2 separate regions of the Homo sapiens genome follow, and region 1 is linked to region 2. The links are chromatin loops, found by intact Hi-C in ENCODE. Cell type or tissue: mammary epithelial cell. All regions are shown on one strand. Links, peaks and the distances in the headings refer to the core of each region. The heading gives the core; the rest is flanking DNA. Region 1 has its middle 23 kb from the start of OLFML3. Region 2 overlaps SYT6 (synaptotagmin 6).

The links. Hi-C counts contacts between places; a loop is a spot of excess contacts. Peaks named below come from ENCODE experiments on the same cell type or tissue, not always from the same donor. Only the 100,000 strongest peaks of a DNase experiment are listed, where the experiment ranks them.
Region 1: it touches region 2 in a loop (2.5-fold over the local background); 1 of 110 quality-filtered maps calls a loop at or near these places.

What each region holds. Positions count from the first base shown.
Region 1 is chr1:113,995,374-114,010,369 of GRCh38, forward strand. It overlaps the pseudogene RPL13AP10. Among named protein-coding and RNA genes, the nearest start is that of OLFML3, 23 kb to the left of the region's middle. In mammary epithelial cell, for the core only: a CTCF peak has its summit at 6,214 (motif pointing right); no DNase peak of the experiment used is centred there.
Region 2 is chr1:114,086,032-114,101,027 of GRCh38, forward strand. SYT6 (synaptotagmin 6) reads right to left here. Exons shown (of 8, transcript NM_001253772.2): 5 at 13,063-13,234; 6 at 11,696-11,846; 7 at 7,704-7,772; 8 at 3,261-6,051. The coding sequence ends at 7,755. Among named protein-coding and RNA genes, the nearest start is that of SYT6, 60 kb to the right of the region's middle. RefSeq lists an enhancer at 5,840-6,341. In mammary epithelial cell, for the core only: a CTCF peak has its summit at 7,716 (motif pointing right); a DNase peak (open chromatin) is centred at 7,830; H3K27ac peaks cover 475 bases.

The DNA of each region.
Region 1 (14,996 bases), core at 2,712-10,711, 92 kb before region 2:
CAAATAGATTCAACCAAAACAGGTCCTCTCCGAGGCACATTATAGTCAAATTGTCAAAAGTCAAAAACAAAGAAAGAATTCTAAAAGCACCAAGAGAAAAGCATCAAGTCAGTTATAAAAGAATCCCCACTGGACTAACAGTGGATTTCTCAGTAGAAACCTTACAGGCCAAGAGAGAATGGGATGATATATTCAAAGTACTAAGAGAAAAGAACTAGACAGCCAAGAATATTATACCCAGCAAAACTATTCTTCAGAAATGAAGGAGAAATAAAATCTTTCACAGATAAGCAAAAACTAAGGGAATTCACCACCACTAGATTGGCCGCATAAGAAATGCTCAAGGGAGTCCTACAGCAAGTGAAAAAATGATAACCACCATCATGAAAACATGTGAAATTCTAAACTCACTGGTAGAGCTGATACACAAAAGAGAAAGAACGGAGTCAAACCTTATCACTACTGGCCAAGCATGGTGGCTCACATTTGTAATCCCAGCACTTTGGGAGGCTGAGGCAGGAGGATTGCTTGAGTCCAGGAGTTCAAGACCAACTTGGGCAATATAGTAAGACACTGTCTTAACAAAAAAAAATAAAAATAAAAAAAATAAAGAAAAAGAAAGAAAAAATTAGCCAGGCATGGTGGCACACACCTGTGATCCCAACTACTCAGGAGGCTGAGGTGAGAGGATTGCTTGAGCCCAGGGAGTGCAGGTTGCAGTGAGCCATGATTGTGCCACTGCACTCCAGCCTGGGTAACAGAGCAAGACCCTGTCTCAAAAACAAAGAAACAGCAACAACAAAACCCTTATCACTATAGAAAACCTTCCAACTGTAAAAATAAATAAGAAGACAGGAAATAAGGAACAAAGGTTACAAAAAATAACCAGAAAACAATCAATAAGATGTCAGGAGTAAGTCATCACCTATCAATACTAACTTTGAATGTATCTGGATTAAATTCCCTATTTAAAATATATGGATTTGTTGAATAAATTTTAAAAAGCAAGACCCAACTATATTCTGCCAACAAGAAACTCACCTCAGCTGTGAACACACAGAGAGACTGAAAGTGAAGGGAGGGAAAAAGGTATTCTCTAAACTAGAAACCAAAACCAAACAGAAGTAGCTGTAATTATATCAGACAAAACAGGTTTCAAGTCAAAAGCTGTAAAAAGGGGCAAATAATACTAAAGGGATCAATTCAGCAAGTGAATATAAAAATTACTATATATGCATCCAACAGCAGAGCACCCAGCTATATAAAGCAAATGTTATTAAACCTAAAGAGATAAAGCTCAGTACGATAATAGCTGGGGACTGCAACACTCCACTTTCAGCATCAGACAAATTATCTAGACAAAAAGTCAATGAAGAAACATTGGATTTAAACTTCACCATAGACAAAATGGACCTAACAGACATTTACAGGATATTTCGGTCAACAGCTGCTGAATACATATTCTTTTCATCAGCACACGGAACATTTTCCAGGACTGACCATATGTTAGGACACAAAACAAGTCTCAAACATTTTTTAAAAATTGAAATCATATCAACTATCTTATCTTACCACAATGGAATAAAACTAAACATCGATAACAAGAGGAACATTTGAAACTATGCAAATATATGAAAATTAAAGTACATGCTCCTGAAATGAAGAAATGAAAAATGAAATTTGAAAATTCCTTGAAACAAATGAATATCGAAACACAATATACCAAAACCTATGGGACACACAAAAGCAATATTAACAGCCAAGTTTATAGCAATAAATACCTACATTAAAAAACTAGAAAAATTTCAAATAAGCAATCTAACAATGCACCTCAAGGAACTAGGAAAGCAAGGACAAACCAAACTCATTAATTAGTAGAGGAAAAGAAATAATAGGCTGGGCATGGTGGCTCACGCCTGTAATCCCAGCACTTTGGGAGGCCAAGGTGGGTGGATCACCTGAGGTCAGGAGTTTGAGACCAACCTGGCCAACATGCTGAAACCTTGTCTCTATTAAAAATACAAAAATTAGCCAAGTGTGGTGGCACACGCCTGTAATCCCAGCTACTTGGGAGGTTGAGGCACGAGAATCTTCTGAACCTAGGATGTAGAGGTTGCAGTGAGCTGAGATCGCTCCACTTCACTCCAGCCTGGGCGATAGAGTGAGATTCTGTCCAAAAAACATTAAAAAAAAGAAATAATAATGACCAATGAAGGAATAAATAAAATTGAGACTAAAAAAATTTTTGTTCAGAGTAACAAAAAGTTGGCTTTAGCTGGGCATGGTGGCTCATGCCTGTAATCCCTCTCTACTTGGGAGGCTAAGGTGAGAGGATCACTTGAGGCCAGGAGTTCAAGACCAGCCTGGGCAATACAGTAATATAGTGAAACCCTATTTCGAAAAAAAATGTGATTTTTTTTTAAAAGATAAACAAAACAGACAAACCATTAGCTAGACTAAGAAAAAAAAGAGAAGACCCAAATAAATATAATGAAAAATGAAAAAGGAGATGTTGCAACAGATACCACAGAAATACAAAGGTTCATTAGAGGTTATTATGAATAGCTACACACAAATAAATCAAAAAACCTAGAGGAAGTGGATAAATTCCTGGACACATACAACCTACTCAGATTGAACCAAAAAGAAACAGAAAACTTGAACAGACCAATAACAAGTAACGAGATTAAATCAGTAATTAAAAAACCTCCCAAGAAAGAAAAGTCCAGGACTGGATGGCTGTACCGCTGAATTCTATTGAACCTTTAAAGAAGAATTAATACCAATTCTCAAATTATTCCAAAAATTGAAACAGCCAGAATTCTTCGTAATCATTCTATGAGGCTAGCATAACTCTGATACCAACACCAGACAATAATATAACAAAAAAGAAAACTTATTTTTTTTTAAGGGAAAAGGTAGGAGCTAGGCAGAGACTAAAGATGTAATGGAGAAAGAGGAGAATGAAACGAGCTTGCTTAGGAGGAGGGAGGAAGAGGAGGAAGGAGAAGGGACAAGGCTTCTCAGAGCTCAGAGCAAGGGGACAGATAGCAAGTGGAAACAGAGTTTATGTCAGAACAAATCCCAATCTTGTTGAGAAGGGAATAGTAAATGAACTGCAGAGGGAAAGAGGATGGGAAGTGGTTCAGAGTCTGAAGAGAGAAGAGCAGGATGTGAATTTGGCGTGAAGCCAGTAAGAGATCATTGAAATATGGCAGAGAGGAAGCGAGGAGCCGCTGGAATCTGCAGTGCACCCACAGCCAGTCTTCTCATTGCCAGCATCTCCGTTTTCTCTTCCTTCTGGACAATATTTGTCAACTACTAACAACTAGCAGCTGCTTTTTTTTTTTTTTTGAGGCCTTACTATGTGCACTTGATAGATATCTTCCCAATTCACAATTACTTGTAATTGTATGATAGGTTTGAAGCAGAAAAGAGTTAAGGATGTTGGTTGGTGTAAGTTTTCTATAAGTAGGTACCATGTGGTGTGGCTGCTCAAAATGATGATACTCTTTAGGCTGCGTTAGTAGGAGCACATTAGTGTGAAGGAGAGCAAACAGTCCTGTGTTATTCTGCTCTGGTCAGGCCAAAGAAGCAATGTTCTTTTCTGTCCCAGGTAAGGGTGATAATCATAACTGCTACTATTCATTAGGCACCTACTATGTGCCAGCTCCCGTGAGATGCTTGCATGCATTCTTTTTAATCCCCAAAACAATCCCAAGAGGTAGATAATATGATCTTCATTTTACAAATAAGAAAACTTAGCCTCCAAGAGTTTCAGTTACATGCCAATGTCCTTAGAGAAAGGAGAAAAATAACACCTACTAAAGAAAGACCTAAGGAATAAGAGTGGTATCTTCAAGTAGCAGAAAGGCCATCATAAGGCAAAGGGACAGTACTGGCCCTTTTTGATCTGGCCATAAAAGGTAGAAATAGGCTCAATGGATGTAAATCACACAAAAAGAAGTTCCACTTAACAAAAGGAAGAACAGTCAGCCATATGACAAAATGTTTTGTGTTACCTTTGGTGGTAGTGAGTTCCCTGTTACTGGAGGTGTTCAAGCAAAGGCTGAATGAATGTTGGGCACAGCTGTACAGAGAATGCAAGCATTAGATGAGGAGTAGAACTAGATGCCCTTCTCGATATTTTCCAACATTCAAATTTTGTTTATATTTTTTAGCAATATAAAAAAGAGGTCAGGTCAAAAAGGGAAGAGGTTCAAAGACACCGGAATGGCTGGCCATGTGGCAATCCTCCACAAGCTGCAATTAGAAAACAAGAGGGGTTCTCCTGGCCATCGGGATGCGGAGTAGAAGTGAGGCTCTGCCTCATTCCGCCCACCCCTAACTTGGCTTCCGGTGAAGTCTCCTGGAGAAGTTAGAGGCAGAAGTTTAGTGTGCACGTTTCTGCCTAAGCAATTCTGCAACCATTTTTCACCAACTCAGGCTCAGGCAGGTGGCTGGCTATGGTTTGTATCTGATTTGTTTGCATTTCTGTGGCAGGCAGCTGCTGTGACTGGTTGCAAAGGGAGAGATTTGCTTTGCACCTAATTTAATCCAAGGGTTAGGTAATGAGTTTGCTCCCCCTTAGAAGAGAGGAATCAACATGCTTCTTCCAATCTTATCTGTGCTTGCTTATTAGCAGGAGGGCTGCTCTGTGGACCTTGTTAGATCTCCAACGCATGTGATCACTACTCAGGGGTGATTTACTATACCTCCTGATATTAAAAACCCCTGAGCGAGACAAGAGAAATGAATAATGCTCTGTAGTGAATTTGTTAATGAATTTTCTTTCTGCACCCAAAAAGAAGAAACTGGAAAAAAAGGATGTTGGACCAGAGAAAGACCATAATTCTCTGCAAGTCAGGGTTCTTGATGAGTCTAGAGAGAAAATAATCAGAAATCTTTTTTTTTTTTTAAAATCCCATATTCCGTTCTAGTTAGGGATTGTCATTAATTTCAGGGTAGAAGATAGCTTGGCATCTTTCTGGTATTCTTAAAATAGAATAAATAGGCAGCCAACCTTAAAAAAAATAAGAGGTTTTGATCTAGGGTTTGAGTAATCTGGGCTGGCTTCTGATTTGCATATATATGTAATAAAGTATGTCCCTGTTCCCAAGGTTGATTGCTAGGAAGCTGAATTCATGAAGAATGAAACTCTGCTCAGTGACAGGTGAGGAGGCAGAGGGACTTCCTGTCAACTCCTCCAGGTGTGTACCTGTCTATAAACCCTCACCTGCTGGGTCAGGGTGTCTTGCTTCAAACTTGTGACTAGGGCCAGCTTCCTAGGCATGTGGCCTGTGCAGGTGCACAGAACCCTGCACTTAGAAGGGGTTGAGCTTAGTTTAATGTTCTGCTGTTGCTGTCTTGAAATTCTTAATTTTTGAAAAAGGAACTCCTTATTTCCATTTTGCACAGGGCCTGGGAATTATGTAGCCGGCCCTGACAGTTGATTTTTCATTGTCAATGGCTCTGTCTTGCGTTCATCTGCCCTTTCCCAACTCTGACCTTTTCTCAGGGGCAAAGTGATGTTTGCTCTAAAAGCATACATATCATGTAAAAGTATGTGTCTGTCTTTTAGGAAGACAATTTATTGCTTTTTATACCCTATTTAGAGAAGTAATACAGGTAAATTATAGGAAATCTGAAAAGTACGAAGAAGAAAAAAATTATCCATATACCCACCACACAATGATGTAGCTTTCTAGACTTTTAATACATACTTCTGTTTTGTTCTGGCTTTACATCATTGGAAATATCAGAAATAATGTTTGGGAAAATGCTTTTTAAAGATTACTAACATAGCATGAGAATTTCCCCCATATCATAATTTTTTCTTCAAAAGTTTTTTTGTTGTTAGCTACATAGCATTCCACTACACAAAAATGCCATCATTAACTCAAATGATCCCTTCTTTTTGGGCCATTTATGTTTACTACAAATAACACTGTAAAGATAACACTTATATACGTTAGAAAACCAAAAAAAAAAGATGATTTGTTTAGTTGTTTATTTATTTTATTATTTATTTTTGGGGGAATAAGCAGTGTTTATTGGGCTCAGACCAGGAGTCCATGGGTCTTGAGGACCTCTGCGTATCTGTCAGTTTTCTCCATGTTCTTTGCTGCCTGTTTCTGTGGCCTTAAGAGCTGCTTTTCCTTCCCTGAGTAAATCCTGGCCTTTTCCTTCCTCTCCTCCTGCAGGTGGCTGTCACTGCCTGCTACTTCTAGCCAGCTTCGTGAGTCAGGCACCCCAGGCAGGCAAACTTTCTTGTAGGCTTCAGACATACCACCTGGAGGGCCGCAGAAACAACCTTCAGCTGTTTCTTGTCGCAGGGCCGTGGGATCCCAGCACACACCTTGAGGCGGTCCTGGGAGGCTTGGCCTCGCGCGGTCCAAACCAGGTATATGGGGGCCCAGGAAGGGTGGGGGTCCGGGAAGGGTTGGTGTTCATCCACCTGTGGAGGAAGGCCAGGTACTTCACCTGGTTTCTGTAGAAATTGCCAGAAATGGGCCAACATAGTGAAACCCTGTCTCTACTAAAAATACAAAAATTAGCTGGGCGTGGTGGTGCGTGCCTGTAGTCTCAGCTACTCGGGAGGTTGAGGCAGGAGAATTGCTTGAACCTGGGAGGTGGAGGTTGCAGTGAGCCGAGGTTGTGCCACCGCACTCCAGCCTGGGTGACAGAGCGAAACTCCGTCTCAAAAAAAAAAAAAAAAAAAAAGAAAAGAAAAGAAATTGCCAGAAATTCTGATGCCCTCGCTGTGCACGACCCCCACCCTCCGGCCCAGCAGTGCCTGCTTAGCCACGATGGCCCCCGCGTCCCCAGAGGTGGCCTCGGCCTCAAGCACCAGGACCTGCCCCTCACCCCTACGCCATCTTCGATAGCCGCTTGGGGAAACAAAACAGATTATGCTGGGCGGGTTGAATTCCTAGAAGTAAGACCTTAGACATACATTGCCAATTGCCCTCTGGAAAACCCTTCCAATTTACAGTGGCTACGGAAGGAAGCAAGTGGGCGAAGGAGACGTGGAGGAAAAGGAGTTCTGCTTGGTGCTTTGGGCTCTGTGGGCAACAGCCGACTTTCTCTCTCTTTCAGTACTGGTTGGGGTGCACTGCAGTGATTTAGAGCAGAACTCGCTCTTCCACAATCCAAAATTCTTTCCTGGAAGTGGCGTGTCCCTGGCGCTCTCCTGTCCCCACCAGCGCTGAGGCGGGTGGGAGCTCCCAGGAGCGGCTTCACATTCAGTCGCTGCAGGATCACAGCACTGATGCCCCTGCAAAGCTGCCACTGGGAACATTTTAGTGTGCTGGGCTTGGTTTAATGTCACCGTGCTCTTTCCAAAGTCTCCTGAGGGGAGAAGAATAGCATTCCAAGCGTGATAGTTTCTAGTGAGGGTCTCTAATGAGGAAAGAGAGCTGCAGAGGAGGCGCTTGCTCCTGGGCAGCTGCTGCTGTCTCCCAGATTCATTCTGAATGTCCACGATCCCTGCGTTCACAGAACGAGTCTGCTAGTGGCTGTCATGATCATTTAGGCTTTTATTTAGGCTTTGTGAGGGGGGATGTGACCAGTTGGTCTGTTTACTACGGAGGCCTTGGCCTGTCTCTGTGGGAGGAGCTACCATATGCTGCTGGTGGGGCAGGAGCTCTTCACATCTCTTTGAAACGCAAGTTGCAAAATCTCTGCATGTTTCTACTCTGGGTCTGTGGCCAGGGTGACTCCCAGAGACTGGCTTGTGCTAGTGGGGAGAGGAGAGGGGAGGAGTGTGTTGGGGGAGGCTGGGTTGAGAAGTGACATTTACAGACCAGCTGTGCAGCAGACCCCAAGGGATCCTCAGCCCCTGCAAGGCTTCCTTTGACCCTGTGGGTCTGGGGCAGGGAAGGAGGAGGGCCAGGGGTTCTCTTTACATTTAGCTGCCCCGGTTCTTCTTTGCTTTGGATGACCTTCTCTTGATGTGGTGAATTTCCCATCTGCTAGAGATACACAATTTCTGACTTCCACCGTTTTCCTTGAACTTCTTTCTGCCTCTGCTCATGAGCCCTCTTCTTGCTACAGTCCCACTCCCCTCCATCATATGCAAGGCACTGCTGGCTCCAGGGCTCGTGTGGGAGGTCTCGCACACACACAGGTTGGACCCACACCGGGCTAGAGCCACCAGGGACAAACCACTGGCCTTTTGGCTCCTCCTCACATGTTCCCCTCCCACTTCCCCTACCCCAATCCCCATGGGAAGAACAAAAATCTCTGGTCTCTGCAGCCCACTGTGAAGAATGTCATCTGAAGGGAAGCCACACTGCCAGCAAAGGAAGTGGCCTCCTGCCTTCCCCCGCCTATGGTTCTGCCCCAAGTCCACTTAGTAAACAAAAACTTCTTAGATTGGAGTCTGTGGATGCAGTCTTATGTTCTGCTAGTTCTCCAAGCATTGCTGGAATTTCGACTTTTCAATTTTATGATAAGCTTTACAGAAACTCATACCATTTATAAAGACAAAACTGAAGTCTGTGTTTTTGCATATATGTTTCCTGGGATCCTATGAAAATTTTTCTCCTTTAAAAGGGACTGAATTTTAGACAAGTTTGAGAAATACTGCACAGTGCCTCCAATGATAACAACAGCCTTTGTTGAGCCCGTAATCAATGGTAAACCCTGTGCAGCGGCTCCTTTCGCTCCTCCAGTAGCTAGGCATCCCCTTTTTCCAAAAAAAGGAGAGCAAAGCTAAGAGACAAAATGGCTGGCCGGTGCCACACAGGCCAGGAGGCCAAGATACAAATGCCAGTCTGATACCAAAGCCCATACTCTTAATTTTATGAGGCTCTCCCTGTGGGAGGCATTGTTCTAGGCAGTGCAGGGATGAGAGTGGAATGTGGTTGTAAAAATTAACTCCAATATTCCTGGTCAGTTAGTTTGTAACCCACGAGAGGATATAACACATATATACATGTAACTAATAAAGATTGGACTGTGACTACTGCTAGAAACCAAGTGCTAGGAAGTGCCTAGGAACAGATGAAAAGGCAAGTTTTAGCTTAATGGATTGGGTTCGAAGAGGGTAGGATCACTCATTTTTAAACCAACGTTTGATTGAGCTTCTATTTGGTGCAAGGAATTGTGCTGAGCACTGTCCTGCCTTCAAAGAGCTCTACTAGGGCAGACAGATGAATGAATGGACAATGACATATGCACAGGATGGGGAACCTCCTGGCGGGGGATGTTCTCCTCTCCACCTCAGGCTGGTTAGGGAAGCACTTGAGCAGTAGCAGAGAGGGAAGGTGTATTAGTTCATTCTCGCATTGCTATAAAGAAATACCTAAGGCTGGGTATGTACAAAGAAAAGAGGTTTAATTGGCTCACAGTTCTGCAGGCTGTACAGGAAGCATGGCACTGGCATCTGCTCAGCTTCACGTGAGGCCTCGGGAAGCTTTCAATCATGGCAGAAGGCAAAGGGGGAGCCGGCATCTTACATGGCAAGAATGGGAACAAGAGAAAGTGTGAAGTGGGGAGGTGCCGCATACTTTTAAACAACCAGATCTTGTGTGAACTCACTCCTCACCAAGGGGACGGTGTTAAGCCATTCATGAGGGATCTGACCCCGTGATCCAAACACCTTCTACCAGGCCCCACTTCCAACACTGGGAATTACATTTCAACATGAGATTTACCGGGGACACAGATCCAAACCATATCAGAGGGGAAAGGGGATGTATGCTGAGTGCAGAGGAAACAGCTGGAACAAAAAGGGAGTGAGAGGCTGTGGGCCGCACAGGGAATTAGAATCAGTCCTCCATTACCCAGGGCAGGGGGCGTTGCTTGGGTAGTGGCTGTAGAAAAGTGAAGGAGATAGGCCTAAGTGCAAATCACAAAGTTTTGAAGCTTTAACAGGGAAATAGGCAGTTTCTGGCAACCTGTTGAAGGTGTTAAGAATAGGAATTATAAAAAGTTAACAGGCTGGGCAGACACCTGAGGGAGGCCAGATAGGAGACTCTTGCAGTAATGCAGGTGAGAAATGGGGAGATCTTAGTTACGGCTTCTTATTGCACTCATGGTAAAGGCCCAGAGCCATTCCAAGGACCTATCAGGCCCCACACAGGCTGACCCGTTATCTCCAGCTAGTCTTCTCTGGTTCAGCCACACTGATCCTTAAACAAGCCAGCCATGTCGACCTCAGGGCCTTTGTGCCTCTCTCTGGAATGTCTCCTTTCCAGGGAAGCCTTCCTAGCCATTTTATTTAAAGTAGTCCCCTACCCTCAACTCCCTGTTCCATTTCCATGTTGTAGTTTTCTCCATCTACCTCACTATAGCTTTTACTTCTTTGTTTATTTTCTGTCTCCTTCCAGTAGAATGGAAACCCCTTGAGGGCAGGTATGTGTCTGTCTTGCTCACTGCTGTCTCACCAGGTGCCTTCAGCCTGGCACATAGTAGGTACCTATAAATATTGGCTAAATGAGTGAATTATTGAATTTCATAGGTGAAAGAAAAAATCCACAAAGGCAGGGGTAGTAGCAGTGGGGTTGAGAACAGTGAAGAGGTAGGGAGAAATTTAGGAGGGATTGTGGATGACAGGACCTGGGATTGCTGAATGTGGGGGGAAGGGAGAGAGGAGTAAAGGGCTACTCTTAGGTGTCTGAGCTCCAGCATAGGGTCAGTGGGGGGCCATTTCAGCAGCTAGGAGACTGGTTTGAACTATGTCCGGCTGGGTGTGGTGTCTGTTGCATGTAATCCCAGCACTTTGGGAGGCTGAGGTAGAAGCATTGTTTGAGCTCAGGAGTTCAAAGCCAGCCTGGGCAACATAGTGAGACTCCATCTCTAGTTAAAAAAAAATAGCCAGGCATGGTGATATGCACCTGTAGTCCCAGCTACTCAGGAGGCTGATGTGGGAGGATTGCTTGAGCTTAAGAGATTGACACTGCAGTGAGCTATGATTGTACCACAGCACTCCAACCTAAGTGAGACCAGGATCGAAAAAAAAAAAAAAAAAGTGAGATCCTGTCTCAACAAAACCAAAAACAAAAAAAACAAACTATGTCTGGAGGATCCCTGGGAATTTCCTGGAGCCACTTTGGGGAACCATCAAAGGGAAGAAGGGTTGAGCTGAGGAACAAGGCTCCAGTCAGAGAAAATCAGTATTTATTTTGTTTTTGATTTTCTTGTTTTGGTTTGGTTTAATTTTTAAGTCACTGAGATCAGAAATTATAATAACTTATAGTTATTGTGTTCTTACAATGTTCTGGATATTAGGCTAAGCATTTAAAACTAGATCTTCTCATTTCCTCTTTATGACAATTCTATAAGGGTGACACTATTATCCTCTTTCTACAGCCCAGGAAACTGAGGCAGAAGAGAGATTAAGTGACTTTTCTAAGGTCACAGAATTAGTAAGTGAAGAGCAATGCAATTCCTGAATCCATAGTCTAAAGAGAGAAAATAGACAATGTATGGTCTGGTGGAGAACAGAGTATCACCCTTATTACTGATGATAGCAGTGTCACTCAGTTTTCACACTGCTATGAAGATACTACCTGAGACTGGGTAATTTATTAAAAAGGAGGTTTAATGGACTCACAGTTCTGCATGGCTGGGGAGGCCTCAGGAAACTTACAATCATGGCAGAAGGAGAAGGGGAGGCAAGGCACGTCTTACATGGCTGCTGGACAGAGACAGAGAGTGAAGGGGAAGTGCTACTTTTAAGACCGTAAGATCTCGCAAGAACTCACTATTACAAGAACAGGATAGGGGAAACCACCCCTATAATCCAATCACCTCCCACCAGGTCCCTCCCTCAACACCTGGGGATTACAATTCGAGATGAGATTTGGGTGGGGACACAGAGCCAAACCATATCAACAGCTGTCACATCTAGAGCAAATTGAGGTTGTTAATGTCCATTCCAGAAACCAAGGTGAACAGGCTCTCAGGGTTGGTGCCTGTCTGGTTTCCAGCCAGGTAGACTCCAGCAGGAGCACCCTGCTCAGGTCGGTCTTTCTGACAGGTAATGAAATGTCACAGCAGAAAGAAGAGCTCCCCGCCCCCCAAGGTGTGCATGAGGGTGTGCTCCTGTTGAAAGTGTGGTGCTGGGTGGGGAGAGTTACCGAAGATGGAGAACAGTGGCTTGAAACCAATAAAAACCAACTGCTGGGAGAAACACTCACCAGTTTCTGAAGATCTTAAACAAAGGACCTAAACTAGGAGATGGCAGACAAAATCATCAAAAAGAAATGTGTCCACTGGGGACTGTGGGGAGCCCCTGCCCCATCTGAAGGGCAGCTGCTGCCCTGGGCCAGCCAGTTTTTGCCACCAGGGGATGTGGGCTCAAGGTTGCTTCATTTTTCATTTTTTTTTAAAAGCCAGGAATCTGGATTTTTGCGCAAAATCATCTGACTTTTAAACGTTGCCGAAACTCCCAAAACCGTATGTGGTCCAAACCAGTAACCTCACAGGGCCCCATCTGGCCTGCACGCCGTGGTTTGTGTCCACTGACAAGGAATCTTAACCTCTTTGGGCCTTGGGAATCTGATGAAAATGTTCAGGCATTTTCTAGGAAAAAGAAATGCCTGAACAAACACATAATTTTGAGTATCATTTCTGGGTGTCTCTCTGCCCCCGGAATCATCCTTTTCTAAAGGCACACTTTGTAAAGGTAAGAGGGCTTCTGAGCAAACCTGAGGTCTGGGAAGGTACAAGCTGACAGGGGTATCTGGGTTTGTCCCACATCTGAATGAAACAGTGCTGTTTGTTGGAGTCAATATGTCCACATCTGTTTGCTTATGAGTCCTGCTTTGTACCCAACTTTCCTTGGCAGTCTTGGTTAATTCCCTCTGTATCAGTAAGGTTGCACAGGGGAGCAGGAAAGAGGCCCAAGAGGCCTGGATACTGGTCTGGAGGGGGCAGAAGAGCAGACATGAAGGCAGTGAGGGAGGCTGGATGTGGGGGGTGGGGGATGGGGGGGACTTTAGAGCTAGACTTTGAAGCGTTGATAGAACTAAAAAGAAGAAATAAATTATTTTTCTGATCTTGGACAAGGAGGAAGGACATGGATTTAAAGTTGGATGCCCTAAATGCCAAGACTGTCTGCATCTAGGACAGGTATTACATGCAAGAGGCTCTCCTTCCAGCCAAGCATGTGCCCTAGCTAAGCTCCTGCACTTTCACAGGAGGCTGACAGCCCATCTCCAGCCCAGCCTATTAAAGAATAAGGCTGCCCTTAATTGGTAACAGGGAGGAGCTGAACCCCATGTACTTGTCAGCATAACACTGAGCTCCCTGCAGCTCAAAATTTACCAAATGCTTGGTTGCAAAAAATAGCATTAATAGAGATAAAAGACATGCATTCCCACCGTTCCTCTAGATTCCATTAGTCTTATTCACAGATAAGTCAGACCTTCAGAGACTTGAACATATGGTTTTGGCCTCTGGCTGGCTAGCTCTATTGAACAAGGCTGAGCAGTTATGCCACTGGCCTCCCTCTTTATGTACTTATCATTAAGAGAATTAAGGATGAGGTTCAGTGTGTCAGGCAAATTTCCACTTTTTGAATACTTGCGTGGCAACCTCCCAGATAGCCCCCAGCAATCCTTGCGTGTTAGTAAGTCATGCCTTTGTGTAGTCACCTCCCATATAGAATAGGGCTGACCTGTGGAGCTATAAGATATACCAGACATGATGGAATGTGACTTCTCAATCTAGGTCATGAAAGGAATTGTGGCTTCCACTATGTCCTTTCCTATACTGCCCACTCAGGAGGAAGTCAGCTGCCATGTTGTGAAGACACTCAAACAGCACAATGGAGAGGTCCATGTGGTGAAGAACTGAGACCACCTGCTAACAGCCAGCAGTGTGAGCTCACTTGCCAGCTGTGTGAGTGAGCCATCTTAGAAGTACATCCTCCAGCTCCAACTGTTGTCAGCTTTTTTGGGATATCACTTTCATATCTCTAAATAACAAGCTTATATTGCTACTTTTTTCTGTTTTAGACATTGTCTATTTATTTTCCACTTTTCCATTTTTGTAGTGAGAAACAAAAATTACCACAAAACTTAGTAGGTTAAAACAATAAACATTTATTATCTCTCACAGTCACTTTCTTCATCTCCTCTCAATATATTATAGTGTAAATCTGATCAACATATATACTGATATACAGTCACATGCCACATAACAATGTTTTGGTCAGTGATGAACCACACAGACCACAGTGGTCCCATAAGATTGTAATGAAGCTGAAAAATTCCTATTGCCTAATGAGGTCAGAGTACAATGCATTACTCACGTGTTTGTGGTGATGTGGTGTAAACAAACCTACTGCACTGCCAGTCATGTAAAAGTCTAGCACATACAATTACATACAGTATGTAATACTTGATAGTTATAGGAAATAACTGTGTTACTGGCTTATGTATTTACTATGCTTTTAATCATTGTTTTAGAGTATACTCCTTCTACCTATTAAAAAAAAGTTAACAGTAAAACAGCTTCACTTCAGACAGGTCCTTCAGGAGGTATTCCAGAAGAAGGCTTTGGTATGATAGGAGATGATAGCTCTGTGTGTGCTATTCCTCCTAAAGACCTTCCAGCGGGAGAAGACGTGCAGGAGGAAGACAGTGATATTGATGATCCTGACCCTGTGTAGACCTAGGCTAATGTGTTTGTGTCTAATTTTTTTTTAAAGTTTACAAAGTAAAAATATTTAGAATTTTTTTAAGTAGAAGAAAGCTTATAGAATAAGAATATAAAGGAAATATTTTGTACAGCTGTGCAATATGTTTGTTTTAAGCTGTTATTTCAAAAAAGTCAAAGAGTTAAAAAAATTTAAAAAGTGTATAAAGTAAAAACTTACAGTAAGCTAAGGGTAATTTATTATTGAAGAAAGAAAATTTTAAAATAAATTTGGCATAGCCTAAGTGTACAGTGTTTCTAATCCTTGTAGGGTACAGTAATGTCCTAGGTCTTCACATTCTCTCACTGCTCACACACTGACCCAGAGCAACTTCCAGTCCTGCAAG
Region 2 (14,996 bases), core at 4,068-12,067:
TGAATGGAGAAACAACATGTGGCATATCCATACAATGGAATATTATTCCGCCTTAGAACAGAAGGAAATTCTGACATATACTACAACATCTGTTGAGGACGTGATGCTACGTAAAATAAGCCAGCCATGAAAGAAAAAGTCTGTGTATTCCACTCATATGAAGTACTTAGAGGAGTCAAATTCATAAAGACAGAAAGTAGGATGGTGGTGGCCAGGGGCTGGGGGAAGGGAGGAATGGGGTGTTAGTGTTTAATTGGTAGAGAGTTTTAGTTTTGCAAGATGAAAAGACCTTTGTGGATGGATGGCGTTGATGTTAGCACAACAATGTGAATGTACTTAATGCCTTTGAACCATACAATTAAAAATGGTAAATTTTATGTGATGTATATTTTACACAGTTCTTTTCAAAACATCAAGGGCCGAGCTGATGGGAGACAAAAAAAGAGTTGGGGCCCTGCAAACATAGGTGGAAATGGACTTTCGTGAATCGAGTTATATTGAAGCAACTTGGATTCGCTTGTTATGAAGAATCATTTTAGGAAGCCCTTGATTGATCTGTTTCTGTTCATCAGCATTTGCATCAATCAGCCTTGCTTGGGCACCTCTCCATCATGATTCACGTCACTTTCTTTTCCCTTGACCTCTAAATGCTGATGGTTCCTGAAGAACCTCTTTTTAGGCTCCCTCATCTAGTTGTACTCGCTTAGTTGTACTCACTTGGCAGCGTCAGCCTCCTGTCTTCACATTGCTTTGTGGTGCAAGGTTTCTATAAACTAACATCTCACACCTGACCTCGCTGCCAGGCTGCGTCTTGAACTGCAGCTGTCTGCTAGACATCCCTCCAGCATCTCAAACTGAGTTTGGCCCAAATGGGACTCATCACTTTTTCTTGCTCTGCTGAATTTCTGGTTCCTGTGGAAGGCATAGAACACTTAGTTTCCAAGGTATAAAAACATCCAACACTTGGGAAACCCCCTTTCCTCTCCCTGTCTTTCAGATGAGCTCAGCTGTCAGTGGTGTTGCGTTTTCCCTCTGTGACCATCAAATTTTTTAAAAATAGAGATGGGGTCTTGCTATGTTGCCCAGGCTGGTCTCAAACTCCTGGGCTCAAGCAATCCTCCCACCCTGGCTTCTGAAAGTGCTGGGATTACAGGTGTGAACCGCCACATCTGGCTGTGACCACCACATGTTGTACAGGTACTCTGCCTGTGTCTGGGTCAGTCCTACACTCCCTCTTGAGTGGACGGCCACAACTGCCTGCCCATCTCTTCACCTCCAGTCTCTCCACATGGGCTTGCTGCTATGAACCAGCCAAGGGAAAGCTGGGGAGAGGCTGGTCCTGTTCCTTCTACTAAGGAATCAGACCTCTGGATAGGGCTCACCCTGAAGGAGAGCAGGATGTGGCACAGATCATAAAGTCCCAAGTGGCTTCTGGCTGATAAACAGCCCAGGGAGGAAAGCCTGGTTAAGTGGATGGGATGAGGCTGCTAGACTGAGTCTCAAAGTCAGAGGAGCAGGTGCCAAGCCACCAATGGAGGGTGGGGCAGCAGGTCCACCTCCCAGTGGAGGCAGTCGGCAAGAGCTACACAGGGGCCAGGTCTAGAGTCTGGTGGGTTGGGGCCAGGGCTGGGGACAGCAGGGCTCCATGGGCAGAAGTCCTGCACTCTGCCTGGGCTGACTAGTGCAAGCAGGGTAGCACTTGAACTCAGGGGGTTCACTGTCTCCCCTAGATTCAGGGTAGTGGCAGCCCTAGGAATTCTGGCTCTGGACCTTCACTTGTGTGGGCCCCTCAGTTTGCAATATGCCTCCTCCCCACAACTTCCACACTTCCAAATCCCACTCAGCCTCAACGCCTAGATCAGAGCCACTTCGCACCTGAAGCTGCCACTCATTTTGCTGAGCTGGGATGTTCTTTGTTGGACCTCCATAGCCTTTTACTTCACCTCCCTAACTGCATTTCCATTTTCTACCTTGAACTATTGTTACTCAGTGCCATTGTACTAGACTAAAAGCTTTCTGTGGGCAAGTCATTTGACAATGAATAGAACACATGGATGCCTGTGTTTGTTAGTGTTTCTGAATCCATCGTTCAGTAGCTGTCAGTCTCCACAGGCCTGTTTACATTCACTGTGGGTCTTCCCAGGTGCTGCTAACTCAGTATTTCCAGTTTTTCTTTCCCTGGGGAACTCGAGCCTTTTTTGTGAGACTCTATCAGTAGTTCTGGCAATGGACTGTGAAGAAAAGTGACGTGTTACTAGAGCATTTAGGCCAGTAGGAGACCCTTCCAAGTGCTCTTCTCCCTTATGGGTGGCAACTAGCAGTGTTTGAGATGTCAGCTGCTCTGTCCTCCTGAGTGCCCCTGAATAAATACGATGAGCAAAGCTCCTAGCTGACCTGTGATAGCTGAGCAAGGCTCCTAGCTGACCTGTGATGGGCGCCTATCATGGATGAGAAATAGGCTTTTGTGGTTTTCAGCTACTGCAATCTGCAGGTTGTAATTGCAGCATAGCCCAACCCATACTAACAGACACAATGACCCCTTTGGTTTATCAGCTCTAGATGTGACCAGCACATTGCCACATCCTGCTGGCTGCTGGGTGACCTGATGGGAAGCCACTGGCAAGGGGAGGCTGCCTCTTCAGGCAGTAGAGTGCTGCTCTCAGCAGTTCAGCTCACTGGGCCTCTCACGGTGGAGCACCCCTCATTCAGATGCAGATGTGCAGGAATGGACGGTCCCTTCCACTCCCCTCTCTACGGACTGCTCTCTAAATTAATTAAAAGCTGCAGGCGAGCAGAGAGATATTCTATTACATTAGAATGTTCTTTTTTTAAAAAAAAATGTTGAGGCTGCAATAGTATTTTCCCATGGCTTTGCCAAATTGTGTTTTACGATGGTTAGCAGGATTCTCTACTGGTGGGTGACAGCATCGTACTTCCCAGATGTGTGTGGCCCACTTCCCTAGGGGAGCTTCAGCATCTGCAGGGGTTGCTTGTTGAGCTGAACAGCTGAGGGAACAGCGGAGCCCTGTGCGCCAAATGATCTCCGAGCCACAAGCCTGACAAAACACAGGTGGATTCCAGCCTGATGAGGTACACAGGTATTCCTTGGACAGAACAAAAAACAAACAAGCCGTTCTGCTCTACCTCTGATAGAAGGGAAGTGGTTATCCATGTGAAGCAAAGATTGAGAAGAAAAGCTTTGAGATGTCCTGTGCGTGTGTTGACTGCTAAACCCCAGGAACATAAAATGACAAGAGAAATGGGCAAGAGACAGAGATTTAATTGAATAAAAACTCCAGGCTGTGACACGGGTGGGAAGACACAAACGAGTAATTAACAACATAATATTTTAAATGACAGTGCAATTAATTAACGTCCTGGGTAAGCGCAGAGGGGGAGGAGGGCGTCTTTCAGCCCGGAAACACTGCTAAATAAAGGAGAAGGGAACTTTTCATGTTTTTTAAAAAAACCTATGTGCAAATGGCCCTGGTTATCACAACTTCATCAAAGCTCACAGCAACAACCCGAGAGGTTTCTCCGGCCAGAGAAAGCCAACAAATGGATCAACTTTGTATTTCATTTTCTTCTTCTCTGTGAGGGAAGAGATACTGGGCTAGATAATGAAGTTGGCAGATGTTCAGGTTTCATTCATGATTCAGGCTGAGGAGTAGTCTACCTTGAGGGTGCTGGGGATGAGGCTGCAGGAGATAAAAGCCTCCCTGGGGTGGGCTCCCAAGCCTGTAGGAATTGACCCAGACTGCTAGAGCAGCAGCGGTTGCAGTTGGCCAGGGTGGTGTGGGGCTGGCTAGAATCTGTTCAGGACATGATTTTCTGAAACCACTGGGATGTTCACTCATGGGAGATAGCTGCTTGGATATAAGAGGAATGTCTCAGATGAGCAATACTATTGTGATTCACATTGATCACACTCCCTTCTCCAAGAGGTTAGAATGGGTTATACTCACCTGCCTAAGGGTTTAACGATGACAGCTGGACATGAATTTTGAGTTCACTTCCAGAAGGACCTTCTCACACTAATTTCTGGACTCCTTATGACCCAGGGAACTCAGTTGTCTCCTTTGTAATGGCAAGGCCTTCAGCATCTGTTCACTGACGGAAACGACTATCTTGATGGGGTCAGTCTAGAGTCAGAATCATAATGAAGTCTGTCACCTGCCAGGAATCTTGTCATGACCTTGGGTTTTTTCTCACTCTCAGGAGAACACCCAAATGTAGGACTACCAGACTAGGAAGGCCTGTCAATGACAAGATATCTGGGGAGAAAAGTCATCTTTACACATGAGTCCCTAGCCTAAGGCTCAGTACAGGGTGGAGTTTAGGTTTATCTACATTTACTTTTCTAAGCAGAAAATTCCTTTTGCCACAATATCCTGTTAACTCATGCCCAACCTGGTCATTTTTAGGGCTAGAAGATACTATGCAGCGTTCTATCAGCAGAGAAATCTGACAACTTGGTTTAAAATGAGGGATACTTTATTGGTCGCTGCTCCTCTACCATGTAGCATATATAAAGAATAAGACACAGGTGTGTGAACAGATTTTCTGTTCTTGATTTTCCACTGTTAAAAGAAGGGGTTCTTCAGCAGACTTGCCTCTTGCAAGTAGTACACACAGCTCAGGAAACTGGCACTGTGTCGCCACAAGTCGAAGTAGAAACTCACCTCCATGCGCTTACTGGGGTTATACAAACTGAGATTGAGCAAATCAACCTGGTTTTAGGGGTTGGTGGGAAGACCACTATTAACTCAACAGAAATGTGCTATTACAACACAGAATAGTTCAAACAATTTTTTTTTTCCTAAACTGAGTTTGGCCTAAGGTAAAGATCTAAAGGAAACAAGAAACCCTCACAACCACTGAAACAAACAACACTGAAGTACTTAGTAATTTATAGAACTAAAGTTTAAGATGAATATTGTCAAAGAGCCAAAGGGGCTGAAATAGGCTTACGCTGACTCGGTTTCAATCAAAAACATACTCTTCATAGAAAGATGGACTCAAACTGCTATTTGGATTTCAAAACTCCCCATTTGGAAAAGAACATTTAATCTAGGTTTTTCTTTAATCTGTTTAGGCATTTTAAACAGCAGCTTGATACTTCATGGAATTATAAAGCTATGTATAATGCAGAAATCATTCCAGAACATATGTTTCTCTCTTACTTTACAATCAAGATTATTTCTGAGGACAAAGATCCTGTTTTCAAACAAATGTGATCATTAACTGTGGCGCATCAGAAAACATATGGCGTGTTTAGTTTCGGCTGAACTGAATCATTCCTAAAGAAAGTGACTAAGTTCCCATGAGGAATCAAGACGTTTTCAATTCATGGGGAAAGCCAGCGAGGAAGGGGAGCGAGGAACCCTGCACATCAGCTGAAGGCTCACAAGCGCCTCAGAGGTCTTGTGATTTCAACACGGGACTGAGGGTCCCAGCGTGGTTTATGTCCTGCCAGCGAAGAGCTTCAAAGACTAGTAATTCACCTCACAAAGGCTCTTCCATGGATTCACCCCATTCCTGCAGGGCACTGAAAATGCAGCCGCAGTCCCACCACGCCTCCTCCTTTTCCAGGGTTGTGGAGCTTGCTGGAGACGCAGCATTTCAGAAACTCAATCCACCTCTTTCCAAAAAACTGTACCTTGTATTTTCTAGAACCAACTTCTGGGCTTTCCACCCTTTGTCTTTTCCTACTCTTTTTTTTTTTCCCTTTTCTTACCAGCAGACCCATAAAAAGTGAAAAACCACAAAAACATCACCTTGGGAGACACAAAAGACTAAGACAGATCTGACCACATGACAAGTGTCTCAGCTTTGACCTACACAGGAGCAGGTAAGACTCTGGAGTGACGGACGGCTGCCGCTGCTGCCGCCACTGCGACTGCACAACACTGTTTAGACGGTTGAACAAGTGCAAAGAGAACATTGCTGAGTCCCATTTGTGTTATTTGGCTGCACATCTCATGGTGTTGGAGGTGGTTTCGGAGATGGGCACGAGCTCTCACTGTCGAAGCTAGCAGCTCGGCCCTGCCACTGCAAAGAGGAGAACAATCTGTTTATTAATTGCTAAAGGAATTTACATTTCAACTTGCAAAACTGAACTGGCCCAATGCACTGAATTCACCTTTCCTAGCTTCTCATAAGCTTTCTTGAATTTTGCTGTCAGCCATGCAAAAACATAAGGGAAACAGCTTAGAGCTTCTAGTTTGGAATACCTGATTTTCAAAAAGACCTACTGCAGAGATAATTAAAGCTTTCTTAACTCTCTCTCTCTCTCTCTCTCTCTCTCTGTGTGTGTGTGTGTGTGTGTGTGTGTGTGAGAATGAGGTGCTCTGACTGGGCCATTTCTGTGTGCTTCAGCCATTTTTCACACTGAAAATCATATTATGTTAGCAGCGAAAGAGGCAGTGTGCAGAATATGTCCTTACTGCCAAGAACCCATGGTCATGCATTATTAGCAATTTGTCTGGGAGCTGACAGTACAGCTAAAAATCTGATACTGCTTTAGCTTTGAGCTGTCTCCTTTGTTTTTCATTCTTCCTATGGGCATTTGCACCTGACTTGTGGAGAGGTAGAGGTGTGAGCAGACCCTTCTGGGCTTCTGCAACCCCTTTCTCCTCCCCAGTTCTCCTAGGTCACAGACTGCCTCCTATCAGCCTGACTCTAACCCTTCTGTGAAAGGGGTGATGTAATGAGGCGTAATGGAGTGAAGGACAGGGCTGAGGCTGGGTGGACTTGAACCATTCAATCCTTCTTTAACCAGTCATCGCTGCAGCAGTCATAACCCCAGCAATATTTACTGAGCAAAGATCTGACCCCATGAATATTCTTGACCTGCCTGGGGGCTTTATGTTAATAACTTCAAAGTGAGTCAGTGTCCACTGCTCACCCATCCTTGGAGTGGGCTGAAGAGACCCAGTACTGTCCTGGGTGTCTGCAGGACAGAGCTCCAGAGTTAAGAGGTAGGTAGGTGGTCAAGATGGCCTTCCTGACCTGGAAGTGCAGCCCCTTCTGCTTCTCATGAGCGTTGAGGGTCTCCACTATGGAGTGAGGGGGCTGAGTAGAAGCTGCTACTATGCATCATGCATACATGGAGGTTTGGGGTCGGGGGAGGATGTGGTTCTCCCTCAATACAGCCATTCCTAGAAGGGCCGAGCCACCTGAGGAATAGATCACTTTCTATCCAGCATCACCTGCGGAGTAGATGGGAAACCCATGAAGTTCAGGAAGGACCCAGACCTACTAAACTACCTTAATGCTTTCAATTCTAAGGAAAGCTTCTGTTACCCTTCTCTGGGCTCGGTTCTTCATGGGCTTCTTAGGACTCCCTGTTCAGGCCAGCTGAAGATCTTTATGACTAACCAAAGGCCAGACAATCAGGTACCGATGACCACCATTATGTGACCTAGACCTAAGCAATCTTAGCATGTCAGCACTGGAGGCAGGCTTGGAAGCTGATCCAGTCTAACCTTCTTGTTCTCGCAAATAAGAAAACAAAGACAGAGAAGTCAAGACACAGCTAGCTAGGGGCAGAGCCAGAACCCGAAACCAGGTCTCCTAACACCCAACCAAGTGTTCTTTCCACTCCATCCTGCTGCTATCTCAGCATCTGGCCACACTAGGGGAAGAAGGAGACAAAAGGTAATAAGCAACCTAACGTCTTTGGGTCCACACCAGGTACTTACTCCTAACTCCAGGTGGCAGTCTCTCTGCTTGCAGCATCCACGTGAATGAAATCACAACCGAGGGTTTCCCTGGTGAAATATTTTAGATAAATAAATGCCTGGTTGTTGAGGCCACTGTGGCTTCTGACTCAAGTGTTTCTTAACCAGAAGGTGACAACACATGATTACTAATGCTCTTATTTAACAGACCTTCATTTTAGGAGTTCTACTTTTCTGTTACAACCTTTACTGTTGGTGAAAGGTACATTATAATCACTGGCTTCTTCCCTGAGTAAGCATGCCACTTAAACAACCTGACTGATAGGCCAGGTCAGAGGAGAAAACATAAAAGGACTACACAGAGTGTCTTTCTTCCTTTATGTAACAGCCCAAAGAGTAGTAGCAGGGAGCATAACTGTTTATCTAGAACAAATGAAGAAGGAACACTGGCTCCCCTGCTAGTCTGAGTTTTCCTATGAAGATAAACAAAGGGAGGAGATGGGGTTTGTGGACAATGGAAAGGCGAATGATTCCAGGAGGCTTACAGTGGCTCTGAAATGGCAGCATACCTGTCCCCAGCACACAGGGAGATTATTGTTTCAGAATGCCTGTGTTCCAGTAAGGTCTTTTGTTGCTCTGAAATGGGTCACGTTCCAACAGAGATTTAACATCTCTGGCAGATGATCTGAACCCGGCCCCCGTAATAAAATGCCTTGGAGAAGAGCGCTGGTCAACTCTGTGTGTGGTAACAATGATGACACATGGCTCTGGGCTGAGAGGGAAGGGGGCTGGTGCTGCAGCTGGGAAAGGCCACTTGTGATGGCTCAATGAATTTTTATTTATGAAAGAATCCCAGCAGGGAAAGACACCTTTTCAGTTAATTTGTTCCCCTCAGCCTTATTTTGAGCCCCAAACAAGTGAGCAAGTATAATGCCCTCTGTTCTCATTAATAAAAAAGAAATGATCACAGCACTTGAAAATCCCTTAAGAAAGGTTCAAGATAAATACAGAGGGCTTTGCGGATATGATGCCATTTATCTTCCCAGGAGCTGGAGGAGATTTCTTTATGATTATACAAATGGGAGATACAAGTTTCAGGAGCAAAGTTCTTGCTCAATATCCAGAACGGGAACGAAAAGAAGGCAGGATGTGAGCTCTGAGGATGAGCGGGAGGATTGCCTCCAAGCACAATGCATCGCGTGGACACAAGGTGCTTACTTAATGTCAGCCCTGTGGGGGTTTACATGCATTTTAATAAAGATATTTAAACTGTGGGCGCTAAATGTGTCAGTGACAATTTTAAATAAACGTGAACTATGGAAATCCCAGGTTGCTGAGACGAGTGTCATTTTTAGCTTCTTGATATAGAGAATGATCAGCTGAGCAGAAAATGGCAGGATCGTGCGTGGGGGAGGGGGCATTCCTGGGAGCTTGGCCTGCAAGGTCAGGAAAAAAGTAAACCCAAAGGATATCAATTTATTCTCTTTTTGTTTTCCATATACTGTTACTTTCCCATTACTGTCTCATCAAATATTCATTTTCAAGGGCTTGATTCTATTTTATCTTTCTTTTGTAGTCTGAACCAGTGAGTTAGAGTTCTCAAAGAAACAGGGACTTGGAATCAATTATTTGGCTTAATTAGGTTATATTCATCATGAAGGAGAGTGATTCTGGGGCCAAGTCCTGGCCCATCTGTGGTACTCAACACCCCACCCCCAGCTGTAGCCGCTGCTCTGTCACTTTCCATTTTCCACAGGCAGGCCCAGCCTGGTAACAGGGATGGGTTATTGCGGATTGAAGATTAGAAAGGCAGTCACAGCACAAGATGGGGGCTCACGGGCCCAGCCATTGCTTAGGGTCAGAGTTTCCTAGAAAAGCAAAGATGGGAAGGGCTTATCCCCTCATTTTACCAAGGAACCCAAAGACCAGAGTGGGGCAGTGAGTTTTCTTTTCTTTTTTTTTTTTGAGATGGAGTCTCGCTCTGTTGTCCAGGCTGGAGTGCAGTGGTGCGATCTCAGCTCACTGCAAGCTCCGCCTCCCGGGTTCACGCCATTCTCCTGCCTCAGCCTCCAGAGTAGCTGGGACTACAGGTGCCCGCTACCACACCTGGCTAATTTTTTGTATTTTTAGTAGAGACGGGGTTTCACCGTGTTAGCCAGGACGGTCTCAATCTCCTGACCTCATGATCCATCCACCTCGGCCTCCCAAAGTGCTGGGATTACAGGCATGAGCCACTATGCCTGGCTGGGCAGTGAGTTTTCTAAGGCCCTACAGCCGACCAGAGGCCTCTTAGCTCTCATTCCATGCCCTCCCCCTAAGCCACCCTAAACAGTTTAGTATACTTGTTCTATTCTTAAATATCTCCAAAGGAAGATAAGTGGGGGAGGAGGGGTGGTGGGGTGGATGGGGCTGTCATGACCTCTCCCTGGGTTGAACCAACACAGCCTTCAGTGAGGTGCTGGATGCTGTCTGCAGGTTGTCTAGCGTTCTGCCCAGCAGTGCCTCCTGTATTGTGGGCTCCTCACCCACACTCTGCAGAAAGGTCTTTCTGGAAAAGAGGGGCAGGGGCTCCCCTGGGGGAGCTGAGAGATGAGGGACTGGCCTCACTCATTAAAGCTCCACAGCTATGGGACAATCAAGGCACCCACAAGACAGAAATATGAAGCCTCAACTGCCAGAAACTTTGCTTCTTTTTATCTCTTGATGCTGCCCCAAAGGTCACAGGGCAGGAGCTGCACAGAGCACATGCTGCCTGTCTAGGGAGGTGATTCAATTAGCCTGTCCTCCATCCCCCAACAACTGAGGTCCTTATCACCTATGTTTCCATGGGTCCAATCCCCTTGGCTCTCAGGCTCTCCTGAGACACCTCAGCCTGCCAGAAACAGGTGGAAATGGGCTTGTCCTCCATGAGAGGGCAGGGAGCCGGCAGGTTCTATGGGTTTGCAGACCTGACTTCTCTGCATCATAGAGTGTGGGGAGGGGATGACTCTGTTTTGAAGGTGACTCCAATTTTAAGCCGAGGGGCCATGCAGTGAAAGGGATAAAGCTTTATTTTGTATTAGTAGAATTTCCAATTTATACAGCTCTCTAGACTTGTTAGGTTTGAAGCCTGTTAAGATGACAGAATATTCATCCAGCTTTCTAGGATACAGACCGAGGTATGAGATATTGTGAGTGAGGTTTAAGCCTTGTTTGGTCACCCACACTTCCAATCCATTTGAGAAAAAGCAGGCCTGGGGACCACCACGGTGATAGAATACAGGATCCTAAGTCGGTGGGATTCAGCGGAGGGTGGAGAAGTTTGCAGATATTACTCAAAGGGATATTTTCTTTGCAGTTGAGGGAGAAGTGACAGGGTCAAGATTATACAGCAAGTCAGGAGGGGCCAAGATTGCAGCCCAAGTCTTGGGACTCCCAGCCCAGTGCTGTCTCCATTACGTCTCTGTTAGAACCCAACGCAACCCAGCTCCACAGCTTTAGCCAGAAAGCGTGACACCTTGAGGCCATGCTCCCTTCCCCAACAAGGGCAAGAACCAACATTCATAAGAGGAGGAATCTGCTCTTTGGCATCTCTATCCAAGCAGTGAAAACTGCCAAGTGACTTCCTTGCTTGAGCCTCAGGGAACTTACTGTTCTGACAGGGGTAGAATGTCTTGCCAAGCTCTGATCTCACCCCCTTGGGGCTTTCTCCTAAAGGACAGACTTGGCCAAGGGCTTTGTGAAAGCATTTCAGACCTGGCACAGTGGTCTGCTGGGAAGTCTTCTTCACAGTTCTTGCTTTCCATTAAGAACTCAGTGTTGCTTTCAAAATGCCCAACACCAGGGGCTTTGTGTTGGCAGCCTCCACCTTCTTCCTCCATTTCCTTTTGGCCTATTACACACTGGGTAAGAAGCATGTGGCCCTCATGCCCACCTTTCCACAAAAGGCCGAGGGTGTCACTGCAGCTGACTGCCATTCTCCAGCCCACACTGCCATGCAGCAAACATGCCAAGGGCCAGGTGACCTCACCCACCTCTTTGAAGGATTTCTTTACCTCCACCAAGGAGTGCCAGTGTGCGATGGGCTTCCGGGGGTATGCCAGCATCTCGTTCCAGTGGTCCCTGCCCAGGCCTTCAGCAGTGATCCCCACACGACAGACTCCTATGATCTCATTGTGGCCCACTCTGAGGGAGAAACAAAAGTCCCAGCACTGGCTACCAGACATGCCCTCAGAAAAGGAGGTCCAGTGTGGGGGGTGGTAGGACTCTGCCCGATGGGTCTAACTCAGAACTCTGAGCTCTGAAAACAGATGCTTGGCAGGGCTTCTGGGTGTCAGTGGCGGTGAAGCCTTTGCCTAGTCCCCTTCAGTGGACACTGGACACAGGCAGATGAGCAAAGGTTATAAACTTGTTTGGAATCTCAAGAAGTGGTGGGCAGATAGCCTGAGTATGCGAGGTGAGACAGTCTAAGTCTCTTCACTTATTTGACCCCGCCAACACATTACAACCTCACTGAGACATCAGTATTTGCAAATAAATCGACAGTCTCTGAGCACCATTTCTCCAAAACCCCAGTGGCTGGAATGTGATTTATTCACTCGGTAAGAACATCAATTATCTCTTAAGTATGTTCGTCAATACTATGCCTGAGAACTTGGGCTGAAAGTCCTGTATTGAGGCTTTATTGCATGGTTTCTTTCTCCTTTAGCTAAAGTGACAAGTGGAGAGAAGAAGTTATGGGGACCAGAGTAGTTGAAAAATGTTTTTGAGCCAGCCTAGATGGAAGAGCAGGATGAGTGGAAGAGACGAAAAATATCTGAGGAAGGGGAGATCCGATTGGATGGATATGCTGGGTCCAGATTAGGGAAGGCCATCAGAGTCCAAGGGAAAAGCCTGGATCACAGGAGCCATTGATGGTTCTTGAGAAGGGCAGGTCCAGGAAGAAAGCTGTCATTTAGGAAGATGTGTCCTTAGTATGTTGACCGAATTGTGGCAGGAATTGATGGAGGCAGGGGTCAGCTAGGAGGCTGCACAGCCATCCCAGGGTGACAGTAGTAGCAACAGCAGAAATAGAGAGGATAGAGGGGCATTTCAAAGGCCAGATAATAGGACTTGGTGCCAGATGGAAGAATGGGAATAGCAAGGGGTGAATTCAGGGAAACTGATGGACAGAGCTGCCCCTGACGGAGATAGGCCAGTTGGGAAAAGAACTTTGAACCTTTGCTAAGGGAGAATCTATGCTCTTCCTCAAACTCCTGCACCCTTCTTGGGTACAGATAGATTTGAGGCCTGAACCCTAAAGCTGAGCCCTGAATCACAAGGTCTAAGGTCAAGGAGCCCTGTGCTGGTGCTGGAGTGGGAGTGAGGGGTAGAATTACGTCCCTCTAGGACGCCTACCTACCGATCATAGTCCATGACTGAGATGAGCAGGCTGACTTGATCCATGTTTTCCGGGGGAATGTCAAAGATGATGGCCTCATTGTAGACAGGATTGAGAGTGTTTTTCTTTATGGTTGTTTTCTTCTTCTTCAGCCTCCGCCCATCACAGAGCAAGGACACTTTCACATAGGGATCTGTGCCAATGGGGACAGAGAAAAGGGAATGGAGTATGTTAAACAGATGTCTGCAAACATCATTTGCAGCAAAGGGACCGAAGCCCTAGACCTACTGCTGCTCATCAGATGGTATCAGTGGGTTGTTAAAATAATTAAACCACCTTGTATTTATGTAGCACACCTGTCTCTGAGGACACTCTGTGCTTAATAAATGCAGAGTCTTTAGCTACCTCAGTATTCTTGGGAGAGCGCCTAATGGACTTTTACTAATGGGGAAGCTGGCCCCATATCAGACATGACACCTGCCGATAGGTATGCAGTTCACAGCCCTAAATCTCAGCTCGTCAATCCCTGGCTGACTCAAAAAGGTGATGAGGCTGAACAATGACACTATTTCTTTTACCTATGTGGAGTACTATTCTTTGAGTGGCTTTTTTGTTTTACCAGAATTACAAACCAAAGGATAAAGGTTTTGGGGCGGGGTAAAAATAGGACTCAACAATGGCCAGGGAGACACAATGTGTCAGAGTGAAATGAACAGCAACAATCACAATGCTGTTCATGTCCTCCCCACCTGACAACATAATTTTGGGTCCCATTGTCTCAATAATCCCATTTCCATTTGGCATCTAGAAGGCGTGAAGTGGCCCTGCTCTCTGCTTCCCTGGAAGCCATTTCCTGCCCACTTCTGGACAGTGGAGAATGAGGGAGCTGTGGCCCGGGGAGACTCAGGGCAGCTGGTTGACATTTCCTTTCTCAGTGGGATCTTGGATTCTCTCCATCCTGCAAAGAGATGCTTTTATTGAACTTCCATGTGCCTCCCATCCTTTTGTTTTCTTTAGTTTTCTGAATGGGTATTTCATGGTCATCTTTCTACCCTGAAATTTTCTACTCACCCAAGTGAAGTGAAACCTAGTGTATCTCATAGCACAGGTGTCTCGGTCACCATCATAATTGTTATTTATGCTGCACAGCTCAAGAAATGGGAGGGCGGCTCACAGGTAATAATAGCTTTCGAGACGCTGATGTGCTGAGACACCTTGTTGCCCAGAAGCCAGGGCTCCTGTGAATCTGTCAGGAGGTGCCAGCCAAGCAGCTGCTCCCCAGCTCTGTGATTCATAGGCATATGGTTCTATCTCCTGGACATCGAGCACCCACTAGGGCCCTGTACTCCCTGGCATCATTCAGATGGCAGATGAGGCACACATCCCTGGTGGAAATTAGGGAGAACTGTGACACCTGATCAGAAACTCCAAGCCTGAAAGGCATTTTTGTAGACACCTAAATGAGCTGCCGACTAATCCATGTGGCAGCAGTAGCTATGCCTTAACCATGGGGAGATGAGGTTGGGTTTATGGAGAGACCATGAGGTGTTTAATCAACCTGCTGTCTCAAACTACACATTTGAAAGGACCCTCTCTTAGGGATTTTCAGTAAAATGGAAGTAAGAGTTTTGAGAACCGGCATGAGGCTCTGGTTTCCACAGATTCCATTCTCTATGGATATGCCCCAGGACATTATTCAGGTTCAGGTAGACAGATGGGCAGAGCTAGCCCCAATACCTGTCTTTAACACAGCAGCTTGCAAAATCCATAAGGATGTACCTTTTCTTGCAAAGTGGCTCCAGACTTGAGGTTGCTCAGGTGCCGCCTCATTCCCCTGCTCTACCTATTTCCATACACTCCCACATCAGGGCAGATTTCCATATCATGAGGCTTGGAAAAATAGAGGCAGAGCCACTTGTCCCATGGGCCACTGAGCAAATGTCTTAGCAACCTTC